Linked DNA regions of Homo sapiens: region 1 is linked to region 2. A link is an interaction called in ENCODE POLR2A ChIA-PET data of the cell type or tissue named here. Cell type or tissue: GM12878. All regions are shown on one strand. Links, peaks and the distances in the headings refer to the core of each region. The heading gives the core; the rest is flanking DNA. Region 1 overlaps TNIK (TRAF2 and NCK interacting kinase). Region 2 overlaps TNIK (TRAF2 and NCK interacting kinase).

Evidence for each region. ChIA-PET counts read pairs that join two places held together with the same protein. Peaks named below come from ENCODE experiments on the same cell type or tissue, not always from the same donor. Only the 100,000 strongest peaks of a DNase experiment are listed, where the experiment ranks them.
Region 1: POLR2A ChIA-PET joins it to region 2 with 7 read pairs; 5 of 35 experiments call an interaction of 5 or more read pairs at or near these places.

Annotation. Positions count from the first base shown.
Region 1 is chr3:171,361,888-171,364,812 of GRCh38, reverse strand. All of the region lies in intron 2 of TNIK (TRAF2 and NCK interacting kinase), which reads left to right. Among named protein-coding and RNA genes, the nearest start is that of TNIK, 97 kb to the left of the region's middle. In GM12878, for the core only: no CTCF peak of the experiment used is centred there; no DNase peak of the experiment used is centred there.
Region 2 is chr3:171,311,351-171,314,275 of GRCh38, reverse strand. The region is part of intron 2 of TNIK (TRAF2 and NCK interacting kinase); the gene reads left to right. Among named protein-coding and RNA genes, the nearest start is that of TNIK, 150 kb to the left of the region's middle. In GM12878, for the core only: no CTCF peak of the experiment used is centred there; no DNase peak of the experiment used is centred there; H3K27ac peaks cover 677 bases.

The DNA of each region.
Region 1 (2,925 bases), core at 252-2,751, 50 kb before region 2:
CAGGTCTCAGCTCAAATGTTACCTTCTCAAGGAAGCCACTTTTCATCCCTGTGTCTATTACAGCTAGCCACTGCCTCTGCTTCCCTCTGCCATAGACTTTCTTTATTACATTAACCTGCTTTATTGTTTTTATGGTATTGCCACTCTCTGAATTATCTTACTTCCTTGTTTATGTCTGTATTTAGCAATTTAAATACATAAGTCAAGGGAAAATTAAGTCAGAGACCTAGTCTGTCTAGGCCATCACTATCCCTAGTCTGGCACACAGTAAATGTTGACACTTCTGGGGCCCAGAATTGAGCTATGTTTTCCTTGATAATTCTTTCTATATTTGTTCCCAGTTTTAAATTTTTTTTAGCATTTTCATAAAATGTTAATCTTTGTACTTTAGAAAAATATATTTGCACAAAAGCAATAAACAAAATCCTCTACCTATTTTTTTTTTTTTATAATGGGATGGGGATGTGGATCTTATGTTTAATGAATTACCAGTAGTCTGCAGAAGCAAGACTATGCTAGAAATTTACAAAATGAGGCAAAGCAATTTTCTGGGGTCTGGTCTCCTGGCAGAGGTCCTCAAACTTTAGTATGTAAAATGAATATTTGGGAAAGGATTTAAAATGTAGATTTCCCGGCTCCAACTTCTGAAATTTTGATTCAGTGGGTCTGGGGTATCCTCTTTGAACATTTAATAAGTATAAATGCTCATTCTGTTGTTCAAGGTCCTGGGACCGCACCTCCAGAAACTGCAAAAATGATTGTATGTTATCCTGTTATAGGTCACTTGAGTGAATGCTAATCCTATACTTTTTGTAATCATTTATTTTAGGATTTCCATGCTGACTCAAACTTACATAAACTGAGAAAAGCAAAAATCAAAGATCTTGCCCTGAGATGTGATACCCGCCTGTTTTGGCTTATTCAAAGATTTGACTTTCAGTGTTTTTATTTGATATGCTTATGATTACAGTTTAAAGCTGAATAATTTAACTCAAGACCTGAGAATCAATATTGTCAAAACTGACCTTATATAGCAAAATCTTGGCCTGTTGGGTGGAGATTTTCTCAAATCTGTATATCACGATCTCTTCATTAACCTTCTGTTAAAATAAGATAAAACATTTCAATAGCAAGTTTATTAATAGTTTATTTATGGAGGTGATTCTATAACATTATCCTGGATGCACTGTAGCTTTTCATAGCCTGCTGCAATGAATCATGTATTATACTATTCACTTATTGTTTGGCAAGGAGTGAGTATGGGAGAATGGTGTGTTTTATAGATAATAGTGGCGTTTGTTTTTTAATCAAGAATTTCTAACATAAAGAATACATTCTTTCACATTTGTTGAGTGCCCATGAAAAAAGCCCTGTGCTTTGTATGGGAATAATGCAGAGCTAACTGAGGAGGTTCCTACTCTTAAGAAGTGCGTAATCAGATTATCTAATTAGGACTGAGTGTTCACTGTGCACCAGAGGTTTTTATGTATATTGTCTCAGTTATTCCTCATGGTGGTTATGGTCTCATTTTACTGGGGAGGAAGAACATTTATTAAATCACATTATCACTGTAAGGCAGGGTTTCTCAGCCTCAGCACTCCTGAGATATGGGGCTGGATAATTCTTTGTTGTGGGGGCTGTACTGTGCATTGCAAGATATATAGCAGCCTCCCTGGCCTCATCCAACTACAAAGCAGCAGCACCCCTAAGTTGTGACAGCTGAAAATGTCTCCAGTTTTTCCTGTGTCTTCTGTGGGGGTAAAACCACTGCTCTAAAAATCACACAGAATGGCAAAACTCTTAACATTGAGGTGCAAGTGGGGATGGTGAGAGTGTAGACTATTTAGGAATTAATGCTGTCCAGGCAGAGTGGGGACCTGAATGGGCACAAGATGTGGGTTTGGAAAAAGCTTAGAGGCTTTGGCATTTCCACTGTATCTGGGAGTGTAATTGAGCATTTTTATAAGTGGAAAGAGTATAATGAAAAGGACTTTGGAGCAGGACTGCCTGAGCTGGATTCCTAGTCTGGTTTTGCTCTGTTCCAGTCATGTGAAGATAATCAACTTACCCTGTGAGCCTGGATTTCTTTATCTTTTATTAATAGTACAGATTAGAGCTGTTAATGAAAACTCAAGTATAAAACATTAATATGTGGAAGCATTCAGCTCAGTGCCTGACACATAGTAGGCACTCAATAACCTTTTCCTCTTCCCAAACACATGTGCCAGTTCTTCCCATGGTCTTGCTTTCATAGAACATTTTATGACCTAAAAGAAACATTCATAGAGGAATGAAGTTAGAAACACATGTCTTTGTGCTCCACATTCTACATTTGATTTATTGGTTTTTATGTATGCTTAGAATGGCATTATTTGTATTAAATATTAGGATGGTGCAAAAATAATTGTGGTTTTTGCCATTAAAAGTAATGGCAAAAACGACAATACTTTTGCACCAACCTAATACCAGTATTACTTTTAATGGCAAAAACAGCAGTAACTTTTGTGCCAACCTAATACAATTCTTACATTGTATTTGGTGATATAATTGCCACTTGGATATTATATTTGGTCTTTAGTGCTTAAAAAAGCCAATGTCTCAATAATGTGTAAAGAGAAGATAGGTTAATAGAGGAAACAGGAATCAGTTGCAGCACTGTGGAACTTTGGTGGGGTGAAAATGGTTTCTGAATAATTTTATATTTCACAAGTTTTGGAGGAGAAGCAACAGTATTTCTTCTTCAGGTAGCATAAGGTCTCAGGAGAGAGTCTTTATTGTGAGATTAGTGAAGGGGTGTGGAGCAGCAAGAACCTCATTTAGATATTGAGGACCCGTTGTATGGTTTTGGTTCTACCCTTAACTTGCCTTAGCTTTGAGCTTGCCATAGATCTATTTGGAACTTCAGTTGTTCTCATCTGTAAAATT
Region 2 (2,925 bases), core at 116-2,615:
GAGTATAGAGGGATAAGGCTAAAGTAGAGGTTCTCATAATCCAGAAATCGTCTCTGATGCTGGAAGTCTTCAGCTGCACTAAGAGATGTGGTTGTAAAGGGACTCCAGCAACAGAAAGCATAGCCATCCTCACCTCTTGAGAATGAGCTTTGTTTTGCTTATGTTATTTTACTTTTCATCTATATATCTGCGTGCTTATGAACATCCTGTAATATGGCACCAAGTATTAAACATTTATGGAGCAACTGAAATATTCAGGATAGAATGTTTAAATTAGCGCTGGTCTCTGCCTTCCTTCCTGCCTGTGTGTTTCTCTGTTTTGTACCCTAGCCCATTCCGGCAACGACTATAGAGCATCACACTTATCAGATGATGTCATACCGTGCCCGGATGAAAGCTAGTTCTCAAGGCACTCAGATCATGGCACAAAACAAAGAGGAAAGATGTGTCTTTAAGTCATTCATTTAGCACTATAACTGCATTTTCAGAGGGAACTTCTATCCATGTTTATTCTCAAGATTGAAGGACTCAGTGCAGCTCTCGTGGTGACAGATTGGCTCTTCTTGTGTGTTTTTTCTCTTGCTGTTTAGACGTAAGGACCCCTTTTCTCCCACCTCAACATGGCTACATGTTTGTTATTTCATGATAATTTTTAAAAAAATCATAAGTGAACCTTCACACTGTTAGAATTATTTAATTGTAAGTGAATATCTTATTAGAATTATTTTTACCTGCAAGACTACTCTTTTATGTAACAACTGTCTAATGACAAAAGTGGTAATTATATACTTTGCTACCTACAAATGATAGGAAAACAGAGTAAGCTATTTCTGGGGCCCTCTCTGCCACTCATTCTGTGAGGCCTCCATCACATCACCTGACCCCTCACATCCACAGCTTTCCTAATCTTTAACATGAACAGGTTGAAGTTGAGGATCCCTAATTTCCCTTCCAGATCCACTGTTCTGTGATTCTAGGTATGTGTAACCCAGCTATTTAAAAAAAAAGAAAGAAAGAAAGAAAGAAAGAAAGAAAGCTAAATGTTGGTAGAGAGTATCACAAAAAAATAACAAAGATACACTTTAAAAAATTGGTCAAGCTGCAATCCTTAGAGGCAATATTCCTGGTTTTGAGTTTATAAACTACCTGCTGGTAAAATCTCTTCAGTAGTTTCTACACATTTGCATTCTTCCTTCGTTTTCAAAACACTGTCTCGGTGACTGCAAAGTGATTCCCCTGATGTATAATCTCTTATTCGGCGTAGCACCCTGGGAGGATGCGAGATCCACGTGGAGAAGTTAAGCACACACAGATCTGCAAGGTCAGAAGTACATTAAATGGCACGCTGTGGTCCAAGACTTTCATCTTTAAGCATCAGTAATTGCCATGAATACTCAAGGAGGTGCCCTGTGTGAGAGCTGCTGGATTTGAGCCATAAGCCATAGTTCAGGAATATGAATCTTGTGAAAGCCAAAGTAGTAATATTGTCAGAGACACACAGGTAAGGCCATGAATGAATAAACTGGACATCGTGACATTCCAGCTGAAAAAAGAGCAATTTATTAAGTTTCAGCACCATAGATGAAGGAAACTGGTAAATTTACTGGATGTATTTTAGGAACTTAAAAATTGATGATGAAACAGGAAAGAGACCCCAGCTAAAAGAAAACTTCTGGCACAAACAATTCAAAGCACCCAGTTAAATAGATCTTCTGACCCATTGGATACCCACCAAGAACAAGGCAATTTGGGCACATCCAAAGTGGTTTGTGTGGGTAGTCGTTAAAACCTGAGTATTACTTCAATTATCTGAGACCTAACGGAGGGCAGTTATTCTAAATAGTCAGGCTACCACCCTCTAGATGCAACTGTTTTTTTTAAGTTTGAAAACGGAAATATTTAAAATAATATACTACATATAGTTACATAGAACTATTTTCATATAAAAATAATATTTTTCTGATAATTTTGGAAGAATTAGAAAAACACAGAGCTCGCAAATGGATCATCTCACTATCCAGAGATAACTTTTATTAATCTTTTGATGTATTTCCTTCCAGTCCCCCCATATTTTAAACTTATTATATATTCATTTGTGGACATATTTTTAAAATCAGATATGCCAGTCTAGCCCTTTTTTTTTTTTTTTTTTTTTTTTTTTTAATCTGGAGCTGCCGTTAGGGACAGCTGAGGAAGTGCAGAGCAATGCCACAAAATGTCTCCCCTCCCTTTTTTTCTCCACAGCCCAGATGGCTAAGATTTGTGGTGGGTGGGCAGGCGCACCCGCCCCCAACCCCCGAAGTCACATGTACTCTTGGTGGCTTTGGCACTTCCTGACCTTGCGTGTATGTTTGCTGCTGGAATCCTTCACACTCTTGCCAATGCGGCTATAAAAATCTAGGTGGCTGAGTTTTTGCTTATCTGAATTACAGGAAAGTTGATGATGAAAGAGGGAAATATTAATGATGGGTTTTGTTCTCTAAATTCCTTTGTAAAGAAAGGATGTGATTTGTTCTATTCTTCCACTCACATAACTTGTTAAAATAATGGGAAAGCCAGGAAAAAAGTGTTTGGAGAATGATGGTGAATACTTTTGGGTTAGTTGGGCTCAGGTGACATGCTTGTTTTCTGGGGGAAGGTTCTCAATACTAAGAGATTACTTCCAGGTGGCAACCCAATGTAGAAAAATCAGCGTGTGCTCTGGAATCAGACAAACCCAGATCTGAATTCTGGTTTTTCTTCCCTCTTTTGTGTCATCTTAAGCAAGTTACTTAGTTTCCGTGAGCATCAGTTTCTTCATCTATGTACTACAAGTGATGGATGCATACTTCTCAAATGTTTAGGGAGCTTAAATGGAAATATACTTGGAGTTCCTAGCACACAGTAGGTGCTTACTCGTGAGCTTGTTCCTTCTGCATTTCCCAG